2 separate regions of the Homo sapiens genome follow, and region 2 is linked to region 1. Evidence: chromatin loops called from intact Hi-C (ENCODE). Cell type or tissue: mammary epithelial cell. All regions are shown on one strand. Links, peaks and the distances in the headings refer to the core of each region. The heading gives the core; the rest is flanking DNA.

Evidence for each region. Hi-C counts contacts between places; a loop is a spot of excess contacts. Peaks named below come from ENCODE experiments on the same cell type or tissue, not always from the same donor. Only the 100,000 strongest peaks of a DNase experiment are listed, where the experiment ranks them.
Region 2: it touches region 1 in a loop (2.7-fold over the local background); 2 of 110 quality-filtered maps call a loop at or near these places.

What each region holds. Positions count from the first base shown.
Region 1 is chr10:17,266,190-17,281,489 of GRCh38, reverse strand. No RefSeq gene overlaps it. Among named protein-coding and RNA genes, the nearest start is that of VIM-AS1, 44 kb to the right of the region's middle. In mammary epithelial cell, for the core only: no CTCF peak of the experiment used is centred there; a DNase peak (open chromatin) is centred at 7,889.
Region 2 is chr10:17,346,721-17,362,020 of GRCh38, reverse strand. ST8SIA6 (ST8 alpha-N-acetyl-neuraminide alpha-2,8-sialyltransferase 6) reads left to right here. Exons shown (of 8, transcript NM_001004470.3): 4 at 2,421-2,507. Among named protein-coding and RNA genes, the nearest start is that of ST8SIA6-AS1, 33 kb to the left of the region's middle. In mammary epithelial cell, for the core only: no CTCF peak of the experiment used is centred there; DNase peaks (open chromatin) are centred at 8,280 and 12,020; H3K27ac peaks cover 871 bases.

The DNA of each region.
Region 1 (15,300 bases), core at 3,958-11,957:
TATCTCCCTATCTATCATCTATTTATCTTCCTATGTATTTATCTATCTAAACATCTATCTATATCTATGTCTATCCTCTATCTTCCTATCTCTCTAACTATCTATTAAATCATCTATTTATCTCTCTGTTTATCAAATCATCTATTCTCTCTCTCTCTCTGCCATTGGTTCTGTTCCTTGGAGAACCCTGACTAATACAAACACACATTAATTAAAATTAAGACTCAAAAATATGTGAAACAGAGAGGCAAAACCATCTCTGATATCTTGTCACATGACACTATTTAATTTTGGAGACCTGCTTTTCATATATTTCTTTATATCCATACACATATAGAATGATGCATAGATATTGATATTGTTTGGCTCTTCATCCCCACCCAAATCTCATGTTGAATTGTAATCCCCACATGTCAGGGGAGGGGCCTGGTGGAGGTGATTGAATCATGGTGGCAGATTTCTCCCGTGCTGTTCTTGTGATAGTGAGGTGTTCTCACGAGATCTGATGGTTTAAAAGTGTGGCACTTCCCCCCTCAGTCTCTCTCTCTTCCTACCATGTAAGAAGTGCCTTTCTTCCCCTTCACCTTCCACCATGATTGTGTTTCCTGAGGCCTCCCCAGCAATATGGAACTGTGAGTCAGCTAAACCTCTTTTTTTATAAATTACCCAGTCTCAGAGAGTTTTTTTTACAGCAATGTGAAAATGGGCTAACAGAGATACCATACATATTTTTTAATCTTGGGTCTCTCTCTCTCTCTCTTTCCTTCCCAAACATTGGCATTACTACCATCTCTCTCCACCACCAGAAGAAGCAGGGTACCTTGTGTACCAAGCTACTGAGCATCCTTCTGGACCTTCCTTCATGCTTTTGTACAAGCATAAACACAGACACAATGTGATTTAACTTTTTTTTTTACTAAAATGAAATCATATTATGGAAATTCCTCCATATCTTAGCTTTCTCACTTAATAATACATTGAAAAATTCTTCTGATTTGATCTATTTAGATCTAACTCATTTTAAAATTTTATTTTATAAATTTATTTAAAGTTTTTTAAATTCTTAGTAGGGGTGGGATCTCACTATGTTGCCTGGGCTGCTCTTGAACTCCTGGCCTTAATTATCTTCCTGCCTCAACCTCCCAAAGTGCTGGGATTACAGGCATGAGCCACCATGCCTGGCCATAACTCATTTTTAATAGCTGAACAATTGTACATGGTATGGAGGTATTAATATGTTTTCAGCCATTTTCCTATTGATTGGCATTTTCTTTTCTAAAAATCTCTACAATATTGCTGTAAAATCTCCCTGATCATATATTCCTATAGATTGTTGTGTTTATTTTATTTCCATGGGATGGATCCCTAGAACTTGCTAAAACAAATTACATACACACACACACACACACAACTTGAATTTTAATGGATATTATTGGATTGTTTCTCAATAGGTTGTGACAATTCATACTTCCACCACCAAATATAAGAGAATCTTTTTTTCCTGTGGGCCTCCAGCCATAAGCATCTGTAATTCCCCCTTGTAATTGCCAATATTATGGGGCACAATGATGTCTATTGTTTTAATGTGCATTTCCTTGCCTACCAGGGCAATTAACATATTTTTGCCCTAGTAGTTGTTGCAGATACTATCAGCGTTCTGTCAGGTCCTCTCACTCTTACCTTTTCTGTGAATGCCTGCTGGACTTCCAGCTGCCAACACCTGCATCTCCTTGCTAGAGGGCTTTCCTCAGCTGTGACAATATCTTATACTGCTGTCTTTCTTAATTGTAGATCTTCCATTATCTTGTCCATCCCTTCTATGGTAATTTGTTTATTCATGGTTGTTCCTTCCTCTGGGATCAATAGTGGCAGCTTATATTTTGCTAAAAAAATACACATTTCCTCCAGGTTTTGACCTTTATTTCTACGCATTGTCCTAGGATATTCTTAAAACTATTTTAATGCCTTCCTTATCTACGGTCATGTTTTCTTTCTCATTCCTAAGCTTGTATATTTCTGTCCTCTTTAATTCTTGATTAAACTCATGAAAGTTTGTCTATTTTATTGGTCCTTTGGAAGAACTGGCTTTGGGATATATTTAACCTATTATTACATTTTATTTTTTTGTTATCTTAATTCCTTCTTGTGCTACTTTTTGTTTTTTTATTTCTAATTTCTTAAACCAAGCATTGAATTTTTAAAAAAATTTATTGTTTCTTCTATAATCGTGGAGACATTTGTGCAGAAGGTGCTAACTGCAGGTCTGGCTGCTAAACTCCACATGTTCCCAAAAAAGGCCTGCCTTTACGATCAGCCCTAGCTGGCTCCTGGGAGCTGAGCTCTGAGATGTTGAAATATTCTGCAGGATCAGAGAGTTTTGCATGACTGAGGCCTGGGGCTACCTGGTACTAGTTTAGTCAGATTGTTTATGCTAACAATGTGATTTATGGTGATGCTTATTTTTGCTATTTTTGCTCTGAGAGGCTGAGGGCAATCATGCATGTACTACGTCTATGTTACTGACTCTGCCAATAAAAACCGTGGACACCAAGCCTCAGGTGAGTTTCCCTGGCTGGCAATATTTTGCATGTATAGTCACACATTCTTGCTGGGAGAATTAAATGCACCTGTGTTTCTCTACTGGGAGAGGACATCTGGAAGTTGGCACTTGGTTTCTCCTGGACTTTGCTCCATGACCCTTGGCATTTTGCTGATTTTAATCTGCATCTTTCCCTGCAATAAAGTGTAATTGTGAGCACAACGGCTTTTATGACTCCTCTGAGTCCTACTAGTATATTGACAAGCCTGAGGGTGGTCTTGGGGACCCCCAACACAGCTTTCAAGGTTGTAATCTCCCAATGAGTATAGTTGTCATTGTGTACCAGATGCTTTTATTATTATTATTATTTGAGATAAATTCCTTCCTCTGTTGCCCAGGCTAGAGTACAGTGGCGTGGTCTTGGCTCACTGCAGCCTCCACCTCCTGGGTTCAAGCGATTCTCCTACCTCAGCCTCCCAAGTAGCTGAGATTACAGGTGCGCACCATCACACCCAGCTAATTTTTGTATTTTTAGTGGAGATGGGTTTTCACCATGTTGGCCAGGCTGGTCTCAAACTCCTGACCTCAAGTGATCTGCCTGCCTCGACCTCCCAAAGTGCTGGGATTACAGGCAGGAGCCACCATGCCCGGCCTGTGTGCCAGAGGTTTTAGAATGTAGTGGCCTTCCTTTCACTGGTCTACCTATAGTTGATGATTTTATTTTGACTTTTCTCTTCTATCAAAGATTTAAGTAGAAGTGGATTTATTATTTTCTGAGTAATAGAGGCATAGTTTTATTTTTTGCTTAACTGTATCAGATTATGATCAAGGAATGTGGTCTCTTAAAATTTCTTCTTTTGAAAATGTGTTAGTTTTTTTCTTTGTTTGAACAATTAGCTTCATAATTAAATACTGTTTCTTGACTATTACATGAAAGCAAGATAGAATTCCTATATACTTCAGATACTCTATTTCCCTATTGCTTTTATTCATACACCAGAAAGAAGATAAATTTAGACTACTTTTAATTTTACTTAACTCACTCCCATCCCCTCAAGGCCTAGCTTTTCCTAAATTTATAACTTTTAGTACAAGGCTGTTGTTAGTATTTCACTCACAGTGCATGGAAGAAAGAGGCTTTGTACTCTATATGGATCAGATCTGTCAGAGGCAGCTTAAATCACTTCTATACTGTTGGGAATAGAACTGGTAAGGGAAGAAAAAGCTCTCTAAAAAATAGGAGAACAGGCACAGTGTGGTGGATTCATTATCACAAGGCCAGAAAGTTCACATCCTGAGTGGTAGGTTACTTATCACAAAACTGATGAGTTAATTTACAGCTGAAGTGAAGAAAATCAATTTCCCATAACAAACGTTTTCAAGCTTTGTGGTTAAACCATTATATTTACAGGCCTTGTTGTCAAACACTTACATTCCTCAGGAATTCCTGTTGTTGTTTTTTTCTTATAACTATCAGTAAATTTAGGGACAGTACCTCTAACTGAGCTAGCACACGGTTTGTTCTCCCAGACCATGAATGCTTTTAGTTTCTAGCACTGTTTGTTTGTTTAGAGTGCTCTCGTGGCCACCAGGAAATAAATATTCTTTATCTTTTTTTTGTTATCTTGCTAATGTCAGAAGTAAGAGCTCAGGGTCACAAAGAAAATGAGCAGTAAAACAAAGAATTTCTCAGCAAGGTAAATTTACTTCCGCAGAAGGGTGCTGCTCATAAACCTGGCTGTCACGAGAGCATGCGGAGCAAAGAAGAGTGGGGGTTTTCTTCCTAATGCAGATTCTGCCTCTGTGTCTTTCCCCCCATTGCCTGGGCTTGGACCGCACAATGTAAACTGGTCTCAATTGGGTAAACATTTAAACTTTCTTAGTTAAGGTAGGTGTGTGATAGAGGAGAGAGGGGGAGAAGGAAGGGGTCACCTACAGGGCACTAGAAAGCTAACCTATTCCCACATAAGGAAAGGAATGTGGACTGGGGCTGTGGCATGTCTAAGTATGTTTAGACAGGTTAAGGCGCAGCAAAAGCGGGGGCAGGGGGTGGGTACTTGGAATGAGAGAATAACGAACAGGAGAACTGGGCATGCTGTTTGCAGAGGAACCTAGCCGTATCTAACACTAAGAAAGGCAGTATTAGCACAGCCCTTAAGGACTTAAGTCACCAAATCTAGTTTCCTCACAAGGCTTCTCATCAAATAAAATGGCAAATTAGATTTCTATCACTAAGATCAGCCAAAAAAATTAAATGCATAATTTCTAATTTTTATATTCTACCATTCTCTGTTTAGGCTTAACAATGTATACATTTTTTGAAATGTTCTTTATTGGCCACTATTTAATCTTCTTTTCCCCTTTCTCTGTCCTCTGATATCTGAGATATTTTGTTGTTTGGCTAAAAGTTTTTTTCTTGAATATTCTCCTGGGATGTTCACAGATTATATAGTTTTGGAATTCTGGCATATTTATAAATGTCTTTGTTTTCCTTGATGGCTGAATGATATCTTAGATGGAAACACATTTCCTGGATTTTAGTCTGTGGGTGTCCAAACTCTTCCATGTTCATTCCACAGATAAATGTAATGCTAATCTTATATGTGTATGTATACATTACTAAATTTTATGTCTAGAATGTAAAAATTTATTCTTCATTTTGGAATTCAGCAATTTTGATGAAATGCATAGAGACGCCCCAGAACTCTCAATTATTGAATTTTAGACTCAGTTGAGGTAATAGGCAGAATAGTGGTCTTCCAAAGATGTCTAATCCCAAGAATTTGTGAATATGTTCTATTACAAGGGGGAATTAAGATTGTGGATGGAATTAAGGTTGCTAATCAGATGACCTTGAGATGGGGAGGTTATCCTCGATTATCTAGGTGTGGGAGGCAGGAGGGTCAGAGTCCTGTAGAGATTTGAAGAGGCTCCTTTGCTGGCTTTGAACATGGAGGAAGAGGCCATGAGCCAAGGAATGTAGGTGGCCTGGAAAAGGTAAGGACATGGAGTTTTTCCCTAAAGCCTCTTCAAAAAACACAACCCCACCAACAATTTTCTTTTAGTCCAGTGAGACCTATTTTGAACTTCTGACCTCCAGAACTGTAAGATAATAGATTCGTGCTGTTTTTAAGCTGCTAAATGCATGGTCATTTGTAACAGCAGTAATAGAAATCTCATACAGTTGATCTGGCATCAAGAGGGAAACAAATCCTGCCTAAGCTACTTCCTGTGGGCCTGGGTAGAGGCTTTGCTGACATCCTCCAGGTCTGCTAACCGCTTGCAGGTGCCAAACTGCAGAGAAACAGCTGGAAATTGGAGTCCAGAGAAAAGGACAGGAGGAAAGCACTCTGGAGTCCTCTCTGCAAAATCCTCATTACTTAAGCTTTTCAACCTTCTCTCCTGCCGTTCCCTAGCACCGTATCTTCATGTTAGCCCTGAGCTTCATTTCTCTAGTAAAACCAGGCTACGTACTGTTTTTCCATGCCATTTGTTTGAGTTGAAATATTCTATTGTGTAACAAATGTAGAGGTTGCAGGCAAGAGAGAGGGAAAAAAAAAAACACCTAGATCTGAAAAACAAACAAAACCATTGTCAGGTATTGCTCTTGTTGTCTGGGAGATAAAACCAGAGTTATGGGTCACAGAGATTTTGACATTCCCTGAACTGTGTAGGGTAAGAGAGCCTCTAACTACAGTAAGCAAATAAATTAGTGAGAATAATTAGCATGACTTACAGTAAGACCAGGGTTAGGCTAAAGAAAATAACTGACAAAATAGAGTTAAAGCCATGCCTGAGACTTTCAGTGAGGGAATTAAAAAGCAACAGATCTAATTAAGTAGTCTGGTACACCATTTGGAATTTGGAATTTGCTTGTTAATTAGAAGCCTTGCTCTATTTGGCAATAATTATTGCTGAGTGGAAAACGTATACATGCAGCAGTACTCTTTTTAATGAGGCAATGCACTCTCAAACACACTTCTCTGTCAAAAGTACATATTACCGCAGGCAAAAATAAGATAAAAGGCACAGGAATGTTTCCAGATATCAGACAGCAGTTTAAGAAATGTAAGTAAAATAACATCAAATGTTCAAGGAAAAATAAGCTACCTCGGATTTTGTTTGGAGGGGAGAGGATGGTGAATTGCAGAGGAGAGAAACCCACCAAGGATGGGCTAACACTGGATGATGAAGGGAGATGAGGGTTCTGTCTGAGTCCAAGAGTGGGCGAGAGGTGGTAAGAACAGGGTTGGGGAACTACACAGCCCCTGAGCCCAATCAGCCTGCTCATCATCGCAAATAAAGTTTTATTGGAACATAACTAGCACCCATTGGTTGAGTCATCATCATCTACAGCTGCTTTTGTATTACGGCAGCAGGGCTGAATAGTTGCGGCAAAGACCATATGGCCCCCAAGGTTGAAAATATTTACAGCCTCACCCTTTACAAAAGTAGTTTGCTGAGCCTTGGTTAGAGGAAGGTCTCTGGTCATAGCTCTCCATAGAAGCACTGAGATTAGTTGTGAGGTACATTGGGATTCAGTGGTAACTAATAATAATTTGATGGCCCAAGTTGACAAATGATTCACTTTTTAAAAATTAAAATAGAGCGGATGCAAAGTTATCCCCATGAAGAACTCTCGTATACTTTCCTTGGGAAAGAAAGAGATAATAGGCCAGGTGCGGTGGCTCATGCCTGTAATCCCAGCATTTTGGGAGTCCAAGGCAGGTGGATTGCTTGAGACTGGAGCTCAAGACCAACTAGATAACATAGTAGGACCTCCCCCCATCGCTACAAAAAATGTAAAAATGAGCTGGGCAAGGTGGTGCACACCTGTAATGCCTGCTACTTGGGAGGCTTAGGTGGGGGGATTGCTTGAGCCCAGGAAGTCAAGGCTACAGTGAGCTGTGATTGTACCACAGCACAACATCCTGGGTGACAGAGTTAGATCCTGTCTCAAAAAACAAAAGCAAGAGAGAGAGAGAGAGAAAAGAAGAAGAAGAAGAAAAGAAGGAGGAGAAGAAGAAGGAGGAGAAGGAGGAGGAGGAGAAGGAGGAGGAGGAGAGGAGGAGGAAAGGAGGAGAGGAGGAGGAGGGAAGAAGGAGGAAGGGGAAGGCGGGGAGGGGGAGGGGAGTTACAGCTACCAAGCAGAATTTTATATAGAAAGAAAGAGAGAGAGAAAGAAAGGAAGGAAGGAAAGAAAAAGCGAGTTACAACTAGCAAGCAGAATTCTGTATGTCCAGGAAAGAAAGTGAGTTACAGCTACCAAGCAGAATCTTCTGTTCCCTGGACATGAAATGAGAGTGAGGCTCTATCACGTGACTCACTCTCAGGGTTAATCCCAGCACTCCTTTTGAGTGAGTTGTGTGGTAGACATGACTCACATCTATCATGAATACCTGCTGAAAAAACAAAGTGAAAACTGCTTCCCTAGAGAAGCCTGAATTAAGGGTTTGGGGAAGAGTGTGTGTGTGTGTGTGTGTGTGTGTGTGAGAAAGGTGTCAGTGATGAGGAGACCCAGAGGACCTTTCTTCTTCAGCAGCACAGCCTGGCCTAAACCTCTACAAGGCTCACCCTGCGTCCTCCAGCTCTGATTCAGGGGTCATTCTAGGGCCGCCTATTTGACGGCCCTCCCTCCTGGTTGTCTATCCAAAGGTCAACATCAGGTTTTCCTTTCGATCCACTGAAAAGGCCTAAAGGTGATTTCAGGTGTTCCTTGTATCCTAAAAATGTTCTACTCTCTCTGTTGGAAGTTTAGGGTGGTGAGGGTGGTGGGGAGGTGGGTATGGAGTTGAGGACATAGGATGAGAGGTTTAGAGAAAATGCAACGTGTGATTGAGCAAATACCTAAGAGTGAATCTGTAAGCTACACGGATGAGCTTTGGTCAAGAATTAGGCTGAGGCAGACATCCGGGCCTGCATGACTTAGTGAGTTTAGGGCACAGGCGCAATACTCCACTTGTTATATAACCTGTTTGGGTAAGCTCATACCTGTCTTTGAGCCATTATTCTTTGAAAAAGTATAACTGCCCGGCTGACACTGTGCATATGGCTTGGCTCGGCCCAGCACGGAACGGAATGGCTCGACATGGCTCGGGCGCTGGTGCCCAGAGAGAGAGTAAGGCTACTTACCCCTGTAAGGGAGAGTGGGTCACCTTGAAGGCAGGCAGTGGGGAGCCAGGAACCAGCTTGTGCCCAAAGGGAAAGAGTTAAGCTGCTCTCCCTGTAAGAGAGAGCTGGCCTTGTAGGGCAGAGAGCGCAGCTGCAGGTGTGGGGTCGGCGAGAGCCTCAGAGCTGGAGCAAATAGCCGAGGTAAAGGTGGACGGTGTGAGTACGCTGCCGATGACAGAGCTGCTGCATAAAACCATATTCACCTGCCTACGGCCCCCTGAGTGTTCTTTCAGTTATCTGCCCATCCACCCACTCCCCTCAAACCTCAGCTGGGGCTCACACCTGAAAGAATCGCTTTCTGTTAGTCCCTACTTAACTGATACCATATTCTCTCTGGTTTGGGGAGTGGAAGGAGGTGGAAAGAATAATAGCAAAACGGTCTCCTAAAAACTAGAACGTCACAAACTTTTCCCAAGGCAGACCTGGGAACGTATTGAAGGCAGAGACGGGATCTGCAGAGAGAAATTTTGAAGCTCATAATTTTATGAAATGCTGAGCTATTTGCCTTCAATTCGACCAGGAAAAACAGAAGCTTTATGTCAAAATATGTCATTTTTTTCATAAAGCAGACCCCTGCTTTAGATTACATAGAAAGATACTTGAGTTTGTCTTGATTACTTTAGTCTTTTTTTTTTTAAAAAAATCATAAATGTAAATTCCATATGCTTTAAAGGTTGGGACTTTATCCTATCTCCTGTTAAATGCATCTGTTCTAGTGCCGGATAGCACTCAATAAATGAGTTGATTGCAATTAATCACAGACACTTCACAAACGGTCATTTAATAAAGTTGAGCAATGCTTATCCAGGTGTTTAATATGGAGGAGTGATTTCATTCCTGAAGGTGGGGGAAGAAGCTAGTGCTTCATTTGTGAGATCTGAAATGTTTTCTGATGTCTACCACCATAAATGTATTGTTCCAAATTCCCCCTTACACTCATGGTCTCGGAAAGGAAATAGAAAATGCGAAAAATTCACCATATATATATGTGTGTGTGTATATATATATATATATATATACACACACACACATAGATACACATATGTGGGTATATATATATATATACCCACATATGTGTATATATACATACATATGTATACATTATAGATATATACCATGTATGTAAGTATACCGTGTGTGTGTATATATATATAACATATATACCATGTATGTATACAATAGAAATAGAAAATGGGAAAAATTCACCATATATATGTATATATACATATATATACACACATACATAGTATATAATTTAAGCACCTGGAGGGCAGAGTCTTTATCTTGTTCACTGTGTATCCCTAGCACTTAAAATCTTATCTGACACACAGAAGAGACCAAGTTTTTTCTTTTCTTTTTTTGTTTTTCTTTGTTTTTTTGAGATGGATTCTTGCTCTGTCGCCCACCACCGCCTTGGCCTTGGATCTGCCCGCCTCAGCCTCCCAAAGTGCTGGGATTACAGGTGTGAGCCACTGCGCCTGGCCTGTTTATTTGTTTTTGAGACAGGGTCTCTCTCTGTTGGCAGGCTGGAGTGCAGTGGTGCAGTCATAGCTCACTGCAGCCTCAACCTCCCAAGGTCAAGCGATCCTCCCACCTCAGCCTCCCAAATAGCTATAGTAGCTAAAAGTACAGGTGCACAACACCATGCTCAGCTAATTTTTATATTTTTTGTCAAAACAGGGTTTCACCATGTTGCCCAGGCTGGTCTCAAACCCCTGGGCTCAAGTGATCCTCCTGTCTCAGACTCCCAAAGCTCTGGGATTCCAGGCATGAGTCATTGCACCTGGCCAAGGCTAAGTACTTTTAAAATTGTACTCTTAACAGACTTTTTTTCTTGTGTTGCTGTAGTTTTAACTCCTTAAGTCAAATATTCTGATTTCTGAATGTCTTTCTGCAACCACAGGGAGAACTTTACCAGATATTATGCAGATCAAATTTAAGATGTGAATAAACAAGAATAGAGAAGTAGACTTCATATATATTTGATTTCTCAAGAAAGTGTTCCTTTACTTCCCTTGCTTTATTCTGTCGCATCTTATTTATTTTGCTTTATCAATTCAAAGATATCATCTCAGTGTTTATTTTCACAAGGGGAGCCTGTGAGGTTGGGGGAGCTACTGTTTCTTTAGGGAAAAAGAAGCAGTGGTCTGGGCACGGTGGCTCATGCCTGTTATCCCAGCACTTTAGGAGGCCGAGGTGAGTGGATCACTTGAGGTCAGGAGTTCAAGACCAGCCTGGCCAACGTGGTGAAATGCCGTCTCTACTAAAAATAAAAAAAAATTAGCTGGACGTGGTGGCAGGCGCCTGAAATCACAGCTACTTGGGAGGCTGAAGCAGGAGAATCACTTGAACCTGGGAGGTGGAGTTTGCAGTGAGCCAAGATGATGCCACTGCACTTCAGCCTGGGTGACAGGGCGAAACTCAGTCTCAAAAAAAAAAAAAAAGAAGAAGAAGAAGTGGCAACTATAATAACTACAATGTACTCTTTACACAGCAAGGTCTTTGTGTAAAAAGAGGGCATTTACGTAAGTTTGAGGTAAATATAAAAATAACTTCCTCAGGCTTCCAAAACCCTTCACTATGCCCTATATTCTCTCTTTAACCAGAAATGAATAAAAGTGAAATCTAGAATGAGGTTAATATTTTAGAAGTACTGTGATCCCATCTGTTTGGTAAGAGAGAAATAATATAACCTTCACATTTTTAAAGTTCTTTCAAGAAGATTTGAAGTAAGTACAAGAAGGAATATAGGTTCATAACTTTGATCTACTACAAGTCATAGATATTTTAGGTTTCTATAGGAGGGATGGTGTGCGCCATAGCTGAGCCTGGTGTACATCATTCTTTTATAGCTATACATAGTGTTCATTTGCCTTCAAATTTGAGATATCCATTAACCTGAGGTTTCTATATTTATGTTTCAAGATAGCTGGAAAGAGCAAGAATCAACAAAAGGTGATGATTTAATAGGGGACAATTGTGTCATATTCTTAGACTAGTGAGTGGGAAGACTTCAGATTAGAAAATAACCAAAAGTAAGACTTTATTATTATTATTATTTGAGAGGGAGTCTCACTCTGTCACCCAGGCTGGAGTGCAGAGATGGGATCTCGGCTCACTGCAACCTCTGCCTCCCAGGTTCAAGTGATTCTCCTGCCTCTGCCTCCCAAGTAGCTGGGACTACAGGCGCACACCACCATGCCCACCTAGTTTTTGTATTTTTGGTAGAGGTGGGGTTTTACCATGTTGGCCATGCTGGTCTCAAACTCCTGACCTCAAGTGATCTTCCCACCTCAGCCTCAAGACTTATATTATTTTAACATTGAATTAGAGACTATAGGGTGAATTTTAAGGAACTGAATAAAAATTATCATTTTCTTTAATAAAAAAGTTGTATGATGTTTATAATCCTAAATAAAAGAAGGTTACACTGTTATTTTGAGTTTTTCTGTTTGACGATCTTCAACTCACTTATTTCTGGAGTATCAAAATAAGGTGGGAACTGGGTCCTACCAAGCTGCTGGGCTTCTCTATTTGAAAAAAATGAAGAGTTAGAATCATCAAGTTCATGTCATTCACACTTTGAAGTTATTTTACATAAACTTTAAAGTTTTAAAAAATCACTGTAAATTGAAATAGAGCCCAAGGTTAAGAAAGCAATTAGCGGGTTTGGAGGAGAGGCAGGAAATAGCTATTTGACTGAGCCAGTTTCTGAATAATGCTATAATTTGGATTTAATCTTCTGGCCGTGTGGTTTGTTATGCAGTCCGCTTTAAGACTTTCTCAAAATATTGAATACTTTTATGGAGTTCTTGATTGCCAACTATAGATTATATCATGCTAACATAGTTTTATTTCTCAGGTTTTAATGAAACTCTTATTCTTAAAAGAAAAATTCAGCATATTGATTCTTCTTTACTCATGTAATAAGCTCTGCAATATCATAGTAAAACACACTGGCTTCATTTTTTATGTTAGTAGTGTTTTGATATAAAATTCCTGTTAATTTTCCAGCTAATAGAACAGCAGTGTGTTCTGATTCAAATTGAGACTGGCCAGCTTTGTTGTGCGTATTTGATGGAAAATAATTGCCCTCCCTGCATGTCACCTAGCTAAATGGATTTTATCTCATTTCTGAGACGTTTTATATACCATAATCACATGGAACTTGAAAGGGACATGAAAGCTTGCCTGTGCTGGCAAATCTCACCTTATTTGAACCATTATTATGTGTTAATTTCCTTCTGTGAGTTTTTGCTCTGCCATTGATTATAAATCGGAGTCTATTTTTTCCAATGTATTAGTCATCAATACTTATGACATTTATAGATGGGTGGAACGTGGTAATTTTCAGTGATTTTTCATATACCTTGTCCCATTTGGCCCAAGGGGGCATTCTTCTTCATTTTGCAAAAGGGAAGGCCACAGCTCAGCAGGATCAAATGGCTCCAGGTAGACCCACAGTGGATGAATGACAGAGCCAAAAGCTGTGTTGTATTTCTGGCCTTGAGGATTGGTAGAGCTGTCTCACTCCACATGGGATGAGTTTTTAAGATGTCCATCATAAAATGCCAGCAACAATAATCTATGGTAATCATCATAGATGTTGGATTGAAGCTTCAATTTTCTAGAACCACTGCCTCTAAAGGAGCTCTAGTGTGTCCTACAAAAGGGTTCTATTTCATCTTTTGGTGTACTTCAGGAACTAGAAGTTTTCATACTAGAGATTCTCCAGAGGATACTGAATTATTTAAACTACTGAAAAGCTACCCTGAGAAGAGTGAGGGAACCACTTGAAAGATTATTTTAATGTAGAAGGATAATGGAACAATTTGCTGAGTTTTAAACCACCACATTAGCAAGCCAGTTGCTAAGCTAATTACGCCTCCAGCCCCATGTTGTGCCACTGAAAGCTGAAGTCCTCAACCAGTTGCCTCATTTCCATTCTCCTGTTTTGAGAGCCTGCATTTCTCCCAATGAAGAGGTAAACTGTTTCTTCTCTGGGAAAGCAGGGGGCTGCCTGACATTGACTTTCATGCTGCACCCTTTTGTGCTTATTATCCCGTAAAAGGGAGTCCCTGTCTCCTGCCACTGAAGTGTACCTAACACCTGGATTGTTGTGAGACGTGCACACTTTGCCTAGGTGAACTGTGAATTTTTGCAAAAATGTATCACTATTATAAAGGGCCCTGCCCTACACTGTTGTTCATCACATGCAGGATGTATAGTAAATGTCAGCTAATGGAGTAATCATTCGTCTAAGACTTTCCAGCTCCTTTTCTTAAGCTGGCAACACCTGTGCTAGGTGCTTTTATGTGTGTTTATTTTAAAAGAGAAGAAGGAGGCTTAAAGGGGAGAGCAAAGAAGCTGGCAAGCACCAGCTTAAGAAAAACGTTAGCAATTAAGATAGTGGGAGAGGCTGGGTGTGGTGGCTGACACCTGTAATCCCAGCGCTTTGGGAGGGCAGGGCAGGTGGATCACTTGAAGTTGGGAGTTCAAGACTAGCCTGGCCAAAATGGTGAAACCCCGCCTCTACTAAAAATACAAAAAAATTGGCTGGGTATGGTGGCACGCATATGTACTCCCAGCTACTTGGGAGGCTGAGGCAGAAGGATCACTTTAACCTGGGAGGCAGAGGCTGCAGTGAGTCAAGATCATGCCACAGCACTCCAGCCTGGGCAACAGAGAGAGACTCTGTATCAAAAAGGATAGTGGGAGATAGGGTGGGGCACAGTGGCTCACACCTGTAATCGCAGCACTTTGGGACCAATCCCACATTTCCCTTCTGCACTGCCCTAGCAGAGTTTCTCTATGAAGGCTCCGACCCTGCAGCAACTTTTTGCCTGGACATCCAGGAGTTTCCATACATCCTCTGAAATCTAGGCGGAGGTTCCCAAACTTCAATTCTTGACTTCTGTGCACCCACAGGCTGAATACCACATGGGAGCTGCCAAGGTTTGGAGGTCACACCCTCTGAAGCAACAGCCCAAGCTGTACTTTGACCCCTTTTAGCCACAGCTGGAGCTGGCACAGCTAGGATGCCGGGCACCAAGTCCCAAAGCTTTGGGAGGCCAAGGCCAGTGGATCACGAGGTCAAGAGACCGACACCATCCTGGCCAACAGGGTGAAACCCCATCTCTACTCAAAATGCAAAAGTTAGCTGGGTGTGGTGGTGCATGCCTGTAGTCCCAGCTACTCGGAAGGCTGAGGCAGGAGAATTGCTTGAAGCCGGGAGGCGGAGGTTGCAGTGAGCTGAGGTTGCGCCACTGCACTCCAGCCTGGTGACCAAGGTGTGAGCCCCAAACCTTGGCAGCTCTTATGTGGTATTCAGCCTGTGGGTGCACAGAAGTCAGGAATTGAGGTTTGGGAATCTCCACCTAGATTTCAGAGGATATATGGAAACTCCTGGATGTCCAGGCAAAAAGCTGCTGCAGGGTTGGAGCCTTCATAGAGAAACTCTGCCAGGACAGTGCAGAAGGGAAATGTGGGATTGGTCCCAAAGTGCTGAGATTACAGGTGTGAGCCACTGTGCCCAGCCCTATCTCCCACTATCTTCTTGGATACAGAGTCTCCCTCTGTTGCCCAGGCTG
Region 2 (15,300 bases), core at 4,354-12,353, 80 kb before region 1:
CAAATGTCCTTTATCAAATTGTGGAAATTCTGTTTTACAGTGAGGGTTTTTGTCATTGCTGAATGTTGGATCAGGTCAAATCCTTTTGTGTGCTGAGATTATTATTTGTGCTTTTTAAAATTATGTTAATATGGTGAGCTGCTTTGATTGATTTTAAAATAAACCAAATTTCTGATATACCCCTCAGTAGGTCACAGTGCTTTATCCTTTCTTCATGTTGTTGGATTCAATTCAATAATATTTTGTCGAGGATTTTTTGCATCTATCTTTATAAGAAATGTTGGCCTGCCCGGTTTTTTTTTTTTTTTCCCAATGTCTTTTCCTTATTTTTGTATCAGGGTAACCCTGTTCTCATATAGTGAGTTGGGAAGTATCTTACTCCCTTCAATTTTCTAGAAGACTTTGCATACAATTGGTATTAATATTCCTTAAATGTTTGATAAAATTCTCCAGTGAAGCCATTTGGGCCGTGTGTGTGTGTGTGTGTGTGTGTGTGTGTGTGTTTTGTAGGAAGAATTTTAATTACAAAATCAATATTATTAATGGCTATAGGACTATTTATGTTATTAATTTCTTCTTGAGTGGCCTTTGGTAGTTTGTGTCTTTCAACACATATCTCCACTGCACCTAAGTCACCAACTATTTTGGCATAAAGTTATTATACTTTTAATGTTTTAAGGATTCTTAATGCTCCATCCTCTCTCATTTCTGGTACTGGTCATTTGTATCTTCTCTGACTTTTTTCTAATCAGTGTGGCAAGAGTTTTTATCAATTTAATTGATGTTTTCAAAGAACAAGCTTTTCATCTCATTGAATTTTAAAGATTTTATCAATTTCTACTCTAATCTCATTTTTCACTAATATTCTTTGCTTGGGAATATTATTTTCTTGTAGTAATATTCCTTGCTCAGAAATACACTATGAATATAGCCCTTCTAACTTTGTTTTAATGATTCTTTTTACTTTTATTTGCTTATTTATACAAAATATGCTTCATGTAGACAACATGTGGATTGGTTGATTCTTCTTCTCCCTCTTCTTCTCCTTCTTCTTCTCCTCCTCCTCCTTCTTCTTCTTCTTCCTTTTCCTCTTCTTCTTCCCTTCTTCCTCTTCTTCTTCTTCGTCATCTTCTTTCTTCTCCCAGTTTGAAATTTTTTGCCTTTTAATTGGTATGCCTAGATCATTTATATTTGTTGAGATTAGTCACACAGTTGGGCCTAAATCTGCCATCTTGCTGTTTGTTCTCTATTTACCTGTTCTTTGTTCCCTTCCCTCTTTTTCTGCCTGCCTTTGGATTATTTTTATGATAACATTTTAATGATTTTGTTTGGTTTTGCTCGTTGTTTTAGGTGAAGAGTGTTCATCTTTTTCTTATTGGTGTCAGTTGTCAAATGATTTATATCACTTCTATTTCCACTTTCCCACCCCCACCTCTTTCTGGCCTTTGTTCTATAGTTCATGCATTTATGTCTACATATATAAGCCCACCTCAAATATTATTATAGTCACTTTAAACAATTTTCTTTCAAGAAGACTTAGAAAAATAAGAAAAAGTCTTTCATGTATATGTGAATATTTTCCGTTCCCAGTACTCATCATGTTCTGTCAATCTAGATATTAGTCTGGTTTCATTTTTCTTCTCCATTATGTCTTCAACATATATTCTATCTCATTGTTGTAGAGCCTTTGATCACTAATACCTGGCAACTAATGAATAAGTTACTAATTGAAATAAAATTTAAGAGTTTTCTCACTCAAAGGGATACTTGCATTTCAAATGAGAACGCAAAGACTAAAGGATATTCTGTGCTTTAGAAATTAATACTTAATGGTGGAATTTCAGACAGGGAGAGATCTACCAGGGACTGGGATCCTGCTCAGTGCTTCTCAAACTATACCACTCTACCTATAGATTTTTATGTCAATAAACTTCTCTCTCAACAGTCCAATCTGGGTGTTGAATGTACAGTTCAAAATTATAACTTAAGATAATTATTTGGAGGAAAATTTTGCCTATACATTCCAAGGTAAATATGTGAACTTAGAGTCTGAAAAAATCTATTGAGTACATATTTATGGCAAACATCTATAAAACATCTATAAATATATATTTGTCAATTATTTTAAGCCAAGGTGAAATGTCCATTAGATACATATGCAAGTTGGTGTGTTGTCACGGTTTTTAATACTACACTTGGCTTATGACATGTGCAAATTATAAATCCCTAAACCAACATAATAATCATTTACAAATTGTATTTTCTCAGTGTTTTGAAATGAGTATGATTTTAATTATTTCTGCCTCACCTTATATCAAAAAATATTTATAGACTAAAGGGAGTAGATTATAACAGTATCTTCTAAGAAGACTTACATATGAGATCATTATTTTCTAATTATATTGACATTTAATTTTTAGGTATTCAGAGAACGACTACCTTCAGATTATCACAGATATACAGAGTTGTCCATGGAAACGGCAAGCAGAAGAATATGCAAATTTTAGGTAATTTTTTTCATAAATAATATGAGATTTTAAAAATGTCTTGTTCATTTGCTTTGTAGAAAAATAGGCAATATGTTATTAAAAAGAGAAGTAGAACCAACCCCAGCTGGCAATGAGGCCAACTGAATTCTAAGACCCTCTCATGAGGCACAGGGCATTCCATCTCCATCTCTTGTGTATAAATTTGCATTATGTTACTGTTTGAATTACAAAAGTTCCCAAATTCAAAAGAAAGATTTTAGTATGTTTTGTAAGTTATATTTTAGAAGATGTTGTGTTTTTTGGTACCATTTACATTTAGTATTTATTTGTTTAGTAAATAAAATGTCATCGTATTAAAGTATGTTTGGAAAACATAATCTCTAATCCCATCCCTTTAGAACAACTTTTGTTTTCTACCAGTTTTTCCTCATTCACTTTTTAACACAAGTGACATTCAGGGGCGTGAGTTGCTTTAAGTAATAACCCAGGAAGGAGGTGTCAACTGGCAAAACCAGGTTATCACTTGACCATTATAGGGCTGTAGCTGGAAAACTTGTAGCCCATCCAGACAGGAATAAATTTTGTTAAAGCAATATGCAGTGAGGCAGCATCAGTACTTATCTGATAGTTCTTACCCCCATACCTCCACATATCATAGATCAAGGTCAGTTGTCTCTGTGCTTGGTCTAGATTGCTCTGGTTTTTTTGGGGGGCGGGGCTTCTTTTCTTTTTCCTCCTCCTTCTTCCTCATCATCTTCTCCTTTCTCTTCTTCTTTCCTCCTCCTCCTCCTTTTTCCTCTTCCTCTTCTTCTTTCTTCTTTCCTCCTCCTCCTCCTTTTTCCTCTTCCTCTTCTTCTTTCTTCTTTCCTCCTCCTCCTTATTCTTTTTCTTCTCCTTCCTTCCTTCTTTCCTTCCTTCCTCCCTCCTTCTCCTCCTTCTTCCTCTTCCTCCTCCTTTTCCACATTCTGATTTTTTCCTGTACATCCCATTCCAATTTTGTGCTATGCCAAATTATTTTATCCTATTACAATCCAGAGACATGTCTTTATCTTTACTCATTATTTTCAAAGTTTACTTGAAGCATTAAACTTGTAAAAAAATTACTAAAGAGATTTTGCTTTCCCCTAAAATACTCTAAGAAATATCTGCAGTATGGTTCTCTTTTTTTATGTGGGAAGGCAGCTCTTCTTGTTTGCCTTATATAGTGGCTCTGCCTGTTCCTTCTTTAGTCAGAATATGCTGGTATGATTGGACCAACTGCCTTTGATTCTGCTACCAATGTGAGGAGGGTTCTGCTCCACCCCCAGTAGGTGAAAGAGTGCCTTCCTGGTGGTGTCAAAGCTAAAATGGGTATATCTTCCCTCCACTGGGTAGACACATGGATATCATGACTTCCTGGAGGATACCATTAAACATCTTTCCTATCTGATATTTTAGGAAGAGAGGCTGGAAAGGGGATTCCTGTTTAACGATTTCATTTCCAGGACGTTTTATGCCAAATTCAATCTATTTGAGACTGGATTTGAGAGGTCCTGGTGGCAGGAAGATGAGATTGAAAATTGCACAATCATAACCTAAATGATCACAGGGTCAACAAGTGATAACAGAGTCTGATTTTGAGAAACCTTTCTGCATATGCAGAATAGACAAAAAAAGAAGAGGGAGAGATTCAGGTAGTGAGCTATTGAGGATCAATCTAAGATAATTAGCTGGAAAGATAGATTTGTAATGACTGTAATGATCAAAGTAGGGAGTATAGGAGCTTTTACTTCTGGCTGTTAAGTTCAGACCAAGCCTCTTGAGAGTAATGAAAATAAAACAAAGTCTACCAAACACCTGTGTGAGGACACTGGAGCAGGTCCTCCCTGCCACGAAGGCAGGGAGAATTTAAAGGACTAAAGCCCAGAAGGTGAAAAGAACCCATCAATTTGGGCTGGTTTTTGTCATAAAGAACTTGCCGAATACAAAAGCAAAATTTGGCTGAGAGGCAGAGAAGCTGAGCAGAGCTTCCAGCAATCCCTGGAAAAACCAGTTTTCAAAAGAACTGAAGGCCAACTTTGAATCCCTGGAAAAACCAGTTTTTAAAAGAACTGAAGGGGCTGGGCGTATGGCTCACGCCTGTAATCCCAGCACTTTGGGAGGCTGAGGCAGGTGGATCACGAGATCAGGAGATCAAAAGCAGCCTGACCAACATGGTGGAACCCCGTCTCTACTAAAAATACAAAAAAAAAAAAAAAAATTAGCCAGGCGTGGTGGCATGCACTTGTAATCCCAACTACTCAGGAGGCTGAGGCAGGAGAATCGCTTGAACTCAGGAGGCAGAGGTTGCAGATTGTGCCATTGCCCTCTAGCCTGGGTGACATGACAGAGAGACTCCGTCTCAAAAGAAAAAAAAAAAAGAACTGAAGGCCAACTTTGAAACATTTCCATCCTGAGCTGGATTTAGATCTGCCCTTAACTTAGATGCCCGATAGGAGCAGAAGGAAATCCCTTCTTGGGGATTCCCTTGGGGGAAGGTAACCTTATTCAGAGCCTTAAATCATCTCTATAAGTATCCACTCACAATGTCTGGCTCCATTTAATAACTTATTATCTGTAAATCTTTTGTCTTCCTTTCCTTTCTTTTTTTTGGACAAAAATCAGTCTCTTCAAATCCAGAGATGTATGAAAGTCACTGCTGCAGATTATGAGGTATAGAATCTGTATAGATGGCTGGTCCATGGAGGGTACAGCCATTATTACCTTAGTACCATTTTCACATTAAAAAAAAATGCATCAGTAACCATGACAATTACTCCAAATGGCCTATCCATCCCTTCAGGGCCAATTTAAGTAAACATCTTAGGCCAGGTGCAGTGGCTCATAACTGCAATCCAAGCACTTTGGGAGGCTGAGGTGGGTGGATCACTTGAGGCCAGGAGTTCGAAACTGGCCTGGCCAACATGGTGAAACCTCATCTCTACTAAAAATATAAAAATTAGCTGGGCATAACGGGGCATACTTGTAATCCCAGGTACTCAGAAGAATCACTGAGGCGGGAGAATCACTTGAACCTGAGAGGCAGAGGTTGCAGTGATCTAAATTGTACCACTGCACTGCAGGCTGGCTGACAGAGTGACTCCACCTCAAAAAAAAAAAAAAAGTAAACCTCTGGGGCTATAATACATTTTGTTGTCATAGAAGAGAACAGGCACACAGACATTTATTTATTGACTTGAATATTTATTATATTGTAATGTTCTTTTTATGGGCATATTTCTAAACTATGCACTGTATAGTTTAGAGCACTGTAGTCTTTTTTTGTTCCTGCTAGAGTGCTGGGCACAAAATAGGGCCTCAACAAAAAAAAATATTAAAGAAATGGATGCATGAAAGTAAACAAAAAAGTGTCATGTTTTCTTACTGAACTCAAAGAATTTATAGTCACTTTAGAAAGACAAGAAATATAAGTATGAATATTTATGATTGAATATCAGAATGAGTGATTTAGACAAATACTGTCATATATTAATGCAAGATCACTGTGGGATATAGTTTTTTGAAATATTTTGTGAAAAGAGGCAGAACTTGAGCTATAACTCTGAAGATGGCTGCAAAGGGAGGGTGAGACCAATTTGGGAGTGATGAGGCCAGGAAGAAAGGCAATAAGATTCAAGGCCAGCTGGGCTGGAGCAATGAACTTGTACTATTAGGTACGCAAGATAAAGAGGATAATTTCAGGTAGACAAGGAAGGATCTGATGCATGGAGATCTGGTTATCAGAGTAAAGTCCACAGACATTCTGTAGCTACCAGGAGCCCAAGAGCAATATTGCTAGCAAAGGAATTACAAATTGAATTTACTGTTTTAGGGAAAGTATTCGGACAGCATAATGAATGAAAGCAAGTTGGAGTATTAGGAGGGAGGGAGTAGTGTAGAAAAATCAGAGCAGGTAGGGGCTGGTTGTAGACAAGTAACTACAGAATGGTGACCAACTACAACATCAACGGTAGCTATGAAAATATCAAGAGAGAGATGCTTGACTATGAGCCCTTTGGGGACATGGCATTATCTTGTTTATCTTTGTATCTCCAGTGCCTATCTCATAGATGGTACCCAATAAATTGCTCTATGACTGAAGACTTGGTAGGACTTGGTTACTTGTTGACTTCCAGTTCTCTCATTGAAGGAGAAGAAAAATAAAGTCAAATGAGAAATCCTGCATCTGAAATACTCATGCTGCTACTGACAGAAAGATTTCAAAGAGAAATTGGATTGAGAAGATAAAAGCATCTTGGACAGGATGTGTTTGAGCTGACTTTAAGACAACTGGATACAGAAGACCTTTTGCTTGGTCTGGGGAAAATATAAATGCTAAGAGAAAATGAATTCTCTCAAAAAAGAAAAGCAACTGCAGTTTAAATCTGGCTTTTGTAAGAGATAGGGCTTCTCCAAGTCTATCTTCTCAGCAATTTTATTTTAACTTTCTTGTTGTGCTACGAGGGGGTTTGTCCTCTTTTTATAGATTCCTAAGCTTTTACTCATTCAGCACTTAATTGTGGGTCTGAGAACTTGGCAGCTTGGCGCTTGAGTCTCAAACTTCCTTCAGCTTTTACCCGGAAACATGAAAGGCTTAACTAGGAAGATTCTTAATCTGAAGTCCATGAAAGCGGTTTCCTAAAACTCTCAAAATTGTGAGATTTTGTACACGTTTCTGGGAAAAGAATCTGTGGCTTTCATCAGATTCTCCAAGAGTCTAGAACCTTCCACATGGACTAATGTATTTCTAAGGATCTTTCTGGCCCTGAGACTCTGGGATTCAATTGCCTATCCAGGATGCCTATCCAATCACCTTCCAAGATGGCATGGTTATCCCAAGCATAGGTGTGAGTCTGGCTCAGATTTACCTGAAATTTACCGCAGATTCTAAGTTTCCGCTATGAATTTACATTTTGTGAGATACTAGTTGAACTCAGTTAAAGAGAGATTTAAGTAAGAGTTGAAGATGTCCTGCTCTCTGTTCTTTCTTGGTATCTAATTTCTTTTAGGTGTAGCAGTACAAAGTCAACAATGTTGAGGTGTCTGCCTTTTCTGCTTTTAAAAGCTTGATTGATTCTCCTATAAGAGGTCCCCACCCCCTTCCCTCCAAGGACAAGCTAATGCACAGAATAATTTGTGAAAAATCTACCTGGATTTCAGTCTAAGAAATTATTGCTCTTCACAGTCTCTCCCTCTGATTTTTAGAAAACTGATGGATAATCATTTGCTTGAGCGTGACACTCAGCTATTTGAGAATAACATTGAGATGGTTAAATTTAAATTAAACATGATATGAGACGCCCTCTAGTCCTCCTTCCCCAGTTCTTCTGCTTCACCCATGAAGGCTTCTTTGTGAAGCTCTGGAAACTTCTGGTAAGCAGGTTTTATCCCCGCAGATCTTTGAGCTCCAGTAATTAGTCTTAGATTCCCTAGGTAACTTGCATGGTAATTACTGCATTAGCTTTCTTGAATAGTTTTCTAACTTAAAAGAACTGTATTCATTTCTGTAGCCAATTACAGAAAACTAATAGGTACACAGTAACAGTCCTTAATTTCTATTTTACTTTCTTCCCGCCCCCAACCCCGAAATACACACACTATTATTTTGTTTCTTAGTTTCTTTTGGAGCCACTAATACCATTTGATTTTTATAGACATCGTCAGGTTTCAAAGAGATGAGCTGGAATCCAAGATGACTGAATATTATCAATCACATATTTACTGAAAACTTAGTGGCAGGAAACAGTGCTATTATGTCAACCCACACATTTATGACTCATGCAAATGAGATACCTTTCAAATGACTTGTAAAACAGGTATTTCGTGCCTGATTACTTTGTTACAGATAACTATTACACTGTGGCAATTTTATTAAATCTTGTATTATCCCCTCAGGTTTGATTAAAATTTCTTGGAAGTTATTCCTTTGTCTTTCTTGTGTTGGATATGTGAGAAAAGATTCCAGTGCTGTATTTGTAGATTAATTGATATTTCTAAAATAACAGTCACCATCTTGCTTTCATTTTTATTTATGTTCTTTGAAGAAAATAGTGTTAAACAAAATACACCTGCATATCTACCACCTATGTTAATTGTTTCAGCTATATGACATTTACATTATTCAAACCATACCATTTAATGATTTAACTTTGTGAAACGATATAAACTATGAAAAGAGATGGGATAAGTTAATCAAATTTTTGCATTAGATCATAAAACTGGAAAATCACACTTAGTTTTACCACAAAGTTTTCACTTTATTTTCTGAACTATTTCTGCAAAAGCAACAGTATTGTCTGACTTTGGTAAGTGTTTTGTGAGCTTACACTTTTTCATTCAATTAACATTTATTGACCCTTATTATGTCCCAGGCATTTTGTTCTGTAGGACAAAGTTCTTGGAGAAAACCAAAAATCATCTCTGCTAGGGGCTTCTTTCAATAATACAAGACTAAGTTCATTTTTCTGAGCCTCTAAATGTTTGCTGTTTACAATTCATACAGGGTGACTACATTGACAGCTGAAAGCAATACATATTTTATTTTTTTTTAATTTAAGAAGTGTGTACTTTATGATAGGTGATTTGGGTCAGCTGTCAGATTGAAAAAGCTTTTTTCTTTGTTTCCTCTGCATCAAGACCATTTTTCAGCATTAATATACTGTCATATCATCTTCTATTTGTCATTACCATACAGCATGCCTGTGCATTTAGAAAAAGCAACAGAAACCACACCATGTCATTACTTCTTCCGTATTTAATAACAGAAACTAACTCTTGCACATTTAGGGACTAGCTCCTCTCCTTGGTCTTCAGAATATAAACTTTGCCATCAAAGTATATGGAACTCACGTGGGGTTCACTGGTCTTCTAAATTCTACTTCAAAATTTATCTCCCAAGTTGTACTCAATATTAGCTATATATTTTTATGTTCACATGTCAAATACGCTCCCTTTCAGCCTGCCTTGTGTTTCAAATTCTCTTTTCCTTACAACATTGCTTGCCATGTCTTCATTGGTACATTACATTGTTTACACTGGTACAATATCAAAGTAGATAGATCTTTCTCCAGTGTTTTAACATTGTTCCTTCACTCATGAGTTTATATTTCAATTGACTTCCTATCCTTTGCTTTAATCATCATATTCTTTTATATTTCATTTTACCTTGCGTTAGTTCTGACACTCTACTCAAATATATGAGCTGGTCTTTTACAAACTGAACAATATCAATGTACGCATTAGCTGTTAAGGGAAAAACTTAGACATCTGAGTTGCTGATTGAATTTGGACTTTTTGAAGAGTTTTACTTATTATTCCTTTAAATTTAAATGTTTATTTTTAATTGATGAATATTGTATCTATTTATGGAATAAAATATGGTGTTTAGATATATGCATACACTGTGGAATAATTATATCAAGCTAATTAACATATCCATCAGCTCATATGCTTAACATTTTTTTTTTTAGTGAGAACATTTAAAATCTGCTCTTTTAGCAGTTTTGAAATCTGCAATACATTATTAGGAACTATGGTCACCATGTTGTGCAATGGATCTTGAAAAATGTATTCTTTCTGCCCAACTGAAACTTTGTACCCTTTGACCATCATCTCCTCCCAACCTGTTGTAACCACCATTCTCCTCTGTACTTCTATAAGTTCAACTTTCTTAGATTCCACATGTAAGTGAGACCATGCTGTATTTGTCTTTCTGTGCCTAGCTTAGTTCACTTAGCATAATGTCCTCCAGGTTTATTCTTGTTGTCTGCAAATGACAGAATTTCCTCATTTTTTAAGGCTGTATACTATTCCACTGTGTATATATACCACATTTCATTTATGCATTCAGCCATTGATGGACACTTAGGCTGATTCTACATCTTGGCTATTGTGAATCATGCTGTAGTAAACGTGGGAGTGTAGGTATCTTTTTAACATATTGATTTCATTTCCTTTGGGTATTTATTCATTTTCTTTCTTTAGCTGTCATGTTATGTGGGGCCCTAGGAGTTTGGGTTTCATCTAGTATGTGATGGTGGAATAATTTAACATAAAATGAAGGTTAAATATAGATGTCCTGGTTACAGTACTAAAATTTTTTTTTACTTTTATCCTGGAAGAAATTTAACTTTTTTTTTAACCCCATTTAACAAATGAAGAGGTAGAGGTTCAGAGAATTGAGATGAATTTTCCAAGGTGTCATCACTAGTAAATGAAGGAACTGGATATCTAGTCTTGGAATTCTCAATATCCATTGCTGCCTCTGCCATCACATGTCAAAATGATTAGTGCAGTAGACTTGTGCAGGATAGATAGGACAGGTGGCCTCTTCTGCACTAGGCCAGGTGTGAAGTGATGAAGACATGGACTGAGAAGCCCAGTAGAGCAATTAGAAGAGAGATGCTGGGGTGGGGGCAGGGAACACTCAGCAGTTTCAGGGAAAGGGAAAAGTGGCAAGATGATGAAATGAGGCTTCTCCAGTTATTGAGGTCTCGTAATATTCTTGGCTTTTCTGAATACCATGTCTTCCATTTTGTATCTCACTAGATTCATTAAGGGGCAATCACTGATGTCTGACTTTCTGATTCTAAATGTACAGGTCATGCCACCTTCCCAATTTTTTGAGGGAGCCCTAGTTTGAAGATCAAACTCTACTCTGAGATTAGTGTCATGGATTAACCTGAAGCAGGGATAACTATCAATGGCCGTATCTTACCTGTCAGTGTGATGTCAGCCTGATGATCACACAGACTACAGACAGCTCCCCTGTAGGTTGCTGGGATTTTTCCCAATGTACCAAGTGGCTAGTTCAATAGACAACTCTATTTTAACTGAGGTATAGAAGTGTTGCTAAAAAAAAAAAAGGTGGTGTCTATTTGAAGCTCTTAATTTTCCTCCAATCTATTGGGGCTGAAATGGAATGTTTTCCTGCCTTTGGAATCCCTAAATCACTGGATTTCTTAGATCATTTTTGTTTTGTTTTGTTTTGTTGAGATAGGGTCTCACTATGTGGCCCAGGCTGGTCTCGAACTCCTGGACTCAAACGATCCTCCCGCCTCAGCCTTCTGAGTAGCTGGGGCTAGATCACTGTTTTCTTAATAACATAAACTACTCCTTTGGTGTGAAGCAAGCATTCATTGTGAGCCAGTCGATTCTAAAATCACAGTATGTCAGCATGCCATCTCGATTTTATTTTTTGTTTCATTTCTTAAATACTCAAAGATGCTTTGTCCTCCACGACACAGCCAAATCCTGGAAGGAGCTGTCTATACCTACTCTTTCATAGTACCTTCTACTTATTCCATGACCTTCAAACTGGTCACCATGAACCACGATGAATCCTTCTCATCTACTTCTTGCCCAATAACTGGAGGGACTACGGACTTTGGCCACATCGCTCCAACCACTTCCACCCCTGTCCCAACCAGTTTAGAACCAGTTATCCCTTCCTCAAGGAAGCCTTCCCTGGACAACCTGATTAAGTCATTGCTGATGTATTATCCTGAAATTCACCTTCATTACACTAGCCACGATTAATACATTTTCATTTGTGTGTGTATGTGTGTGTGTGTGTGTGTTTATTTAATTTACAGACCTGGTTAATCTGAGTCATGTGTTTTATGTAATGCATCAGGAAGAACAAAGGATCTTTCTAGGTGGTTCAGAAAATAGGTCAAGACTCACTATAGGAACTAGGAGTTGGAAAGGGCTGGGGAGTACAGTCTGGTTTCTAGGCTCAGCTTTAAGTTGACTCCATGTGTCTTGTTTGTTTCAGGCATTTTATTATTGATGTTTCTTGTTTGTTATCCCTAATCTTTCATTTTCTTTTAAATTTGGTCTCCCCTGTAAGTGAATAAGTTACTACTAGAACATCTTAAAGGCAGCATTTTACCTTTGCCGCTGGTTATTTATGGCAACGTCTTTATTCTTATTAGGCTAAGCCAGTTTTCCTAGCCAGTGTCTTTATCAGTAAAATGGAGCAATACTTAACCTCTGTGAGTTTTTATGAATATTCAATATGTCAAATGCTCAGTACAGAGTCCGTTATATATTAGAATCTCAGTACATGGTAGCTATTCTGATTATTTCCAGTTTAATATCATTTTTCTGGCTTACAATTAATATTTTACTAACTAGTTTAAACTCTTGGTATCTGCAATAAATACAGCAAGTCTGTGATGGAGCAATAATGCTATAATAGTTTCTGTTCCAGTCCTCTGCCTAGGGGGATGTGTAAACAATTATAAACCCCAGTTTTGCTTTTGTGATCATTTCATATGGATTATACCACGTTCTTGGTAAGGACCAACTCTTCCTGTTCAGTTCGTTCTGTTTGAACTTTCTTTGGTCTTTTCATGATGGAAAGTAGGTCACACCAAGCAGAAAGTATTAAACTTCAACTTTCTAGGTTATCGTCTTTCTGTGCATTATTTTCCGTAGAAAAGGATTTACCTTTATATGAACTGTCTGTGGCTTGTCCCTCCCTTTCCAGATGGCCGGTCAAACCACGTGCTCTGAGGTCTAATCAGGAATCGCTCTGAATTCCCTGAAAATTAATCAGCTCGAGTACAGGCAGAGCCAAGAGTTACGCTTCCCGCCCCGCCCCGCCCCGATTACTTAGCCCTTGACTAGGGCTAAGTAAGGGCTGAGGAACCCAGGGTAGGAAGGATCATTCTTATTTGAGATTCTGCTGGGTGAAGCCTAAGGGCATAGATGAAAAGTTAGGATTTGGAAGGGAGCCAGAAGCCAAAAGCAGTTCCCAGAGGCCAGGCAAAAACAGAAGCTGAGTGTGGGACTGAAGCCAAAAAGCGGAAGATGATGAATTCCACAGCGAACCGTGGGAGCCGTCCTGGAACAATGCCTGAGATGCGCGCTGGCTTTCTGGGAGCAGTTAGGGCCCCTTTAGGTATGTGAACCCGCCTCACTAAATGGCCATGAGCAGAACTGAACTGCCTACCTGTTTCTCCACCTGTGCAAGACACAGTTTCTCAGAGCACAGACGAAGCTCCTTGAAATATACGTGCATTGCTGGCCCTTGCCTAAGCCTACAGTTAGGACTTGGCCTGGTAAATTGAAGTTCATGAAATAATGAGACCTTTTATAAAAGACAGTGGCATAAATACAAAATATACCACGAACATTTCCCTTAAGAAATGTTTCACAGAGTAGCATATTGGTGTAATTACACATAAGACTGATTCAGCATTATAATTACAAAACTGTTTTCATAGGATTCAGTGTTAATTCAGGCTCTCAATATGTTGCCAAAGTCTGCAAAAAAAAAAAAAAAAAGGTTCCTACTCTTCCCTTTTCCTTCCCTAAAAATATCTAACTGAATAAAAGTTTATAATCCGTCAACGAAAATTGGTTTCTTTACATTTTCTTCTTCACACATTGAACAATAATAGCAGTGACCTAGATTTTTTTTTTGTCTGCAAATTAAAATATATTCTGAAATCTTAACATTCATCTTAACTGTTGATTTTGTATTTTTAGAACTTGTGTTTTTCACACTTAGCAATTCACAATCAGCTTTAATTTTTTTTTTTTTTTTTTTTTTGAGACAGAGTCTCACCATCGCCTAGGCTGGAATGCAGTGGCGCAATCTCGGCTCACTGCAACCCCCATCTCCCGGGTTCAAGCGATTCTCCTGCCTCAGCCTCCGATTCTCCTGCCTCAGCCTCCCAAGTAGCTGGGACTACAGGCACGTGCCACCACGCCCGGCTAATTTTTTGTATTTTTAGTAGAGACAGGGTTTCACTGTGTTAGCCAGGATGGTCTCGATCTCGTGACCTCGTGATCCACCCGCTTTGGCAGGCAAAGGACACTCTTGCAATTAGACCCCTGGAGGGATCCTTGCAAGTCACTTCTGTCACAGCTTTATGCTCATTGCAAATGGCACCTGAAGGCAGCCGGATGGGTGCACCCCTTACTTCTTTCCAAAGATTTCACAGTCCTGCTTTTTCACAATCTCACTCCGATTCTGCAACGTGATCCCGTTTTTTTTTTCTTTACAAGTCTTAGCATGAATTAAAACCACAACAGGTCACCACCTTCATTATTATCATTGCCCTCTCCCCTCTCGTTTACGCTACTCTGTGTGTCAGAGAAGTCAGCATCCTTCTCCCAGTGGCCTGAATCAGAAAGCCCTGCATGACCCTTGCTGTCTTCTCCTTCAGTGTCCATTTCTAGTCCATCGCCAAACTTTTGCTAAAGTCTCACACCCTAATGTTTTAAATCTATCCTTTTGCAATCTCACCACCCATCTCTGGTCTGGGTTACTGGGATGGCTAATTGTATGTGTCTACTTGGCTAGGCTATAGTACCCAGTGATTTAATCAAATGCTAATCTAAGTGTTGCTGTGATGTATTTTGTAGATGTGGTTAACGTCAACAATCAATTGACATTAAGTAAAGGCGCTTTCCGTTGATAATGTGGGTGGGTCTCATCTCAATCAATTAAAGGCCTTAAGAGCAAAAACTGAGGTGTCCCAGAGAAGAGGTATTTCTGCTTCAAGATTGCAGAATCAACTCCTGCCTGGATGTCCAACCTGCAGGCTTACCCTACAGATTTTAGATGTGCTAGCCCTTGCAATTGTGTGGACCAATTCTTAAGTCTCGATAGATCGATAGATAGATACATAAATACATAGATACAAAGATACATAGAGACATACATAGATAGATAATACAGATATAAGATAGATAGATAGATGATAGACTGTTGATTGTATTTTTCTGGAGAGCCCAGACACACATAGCTATTGTTCTCTCTTAACTGGCATGTTGGTTA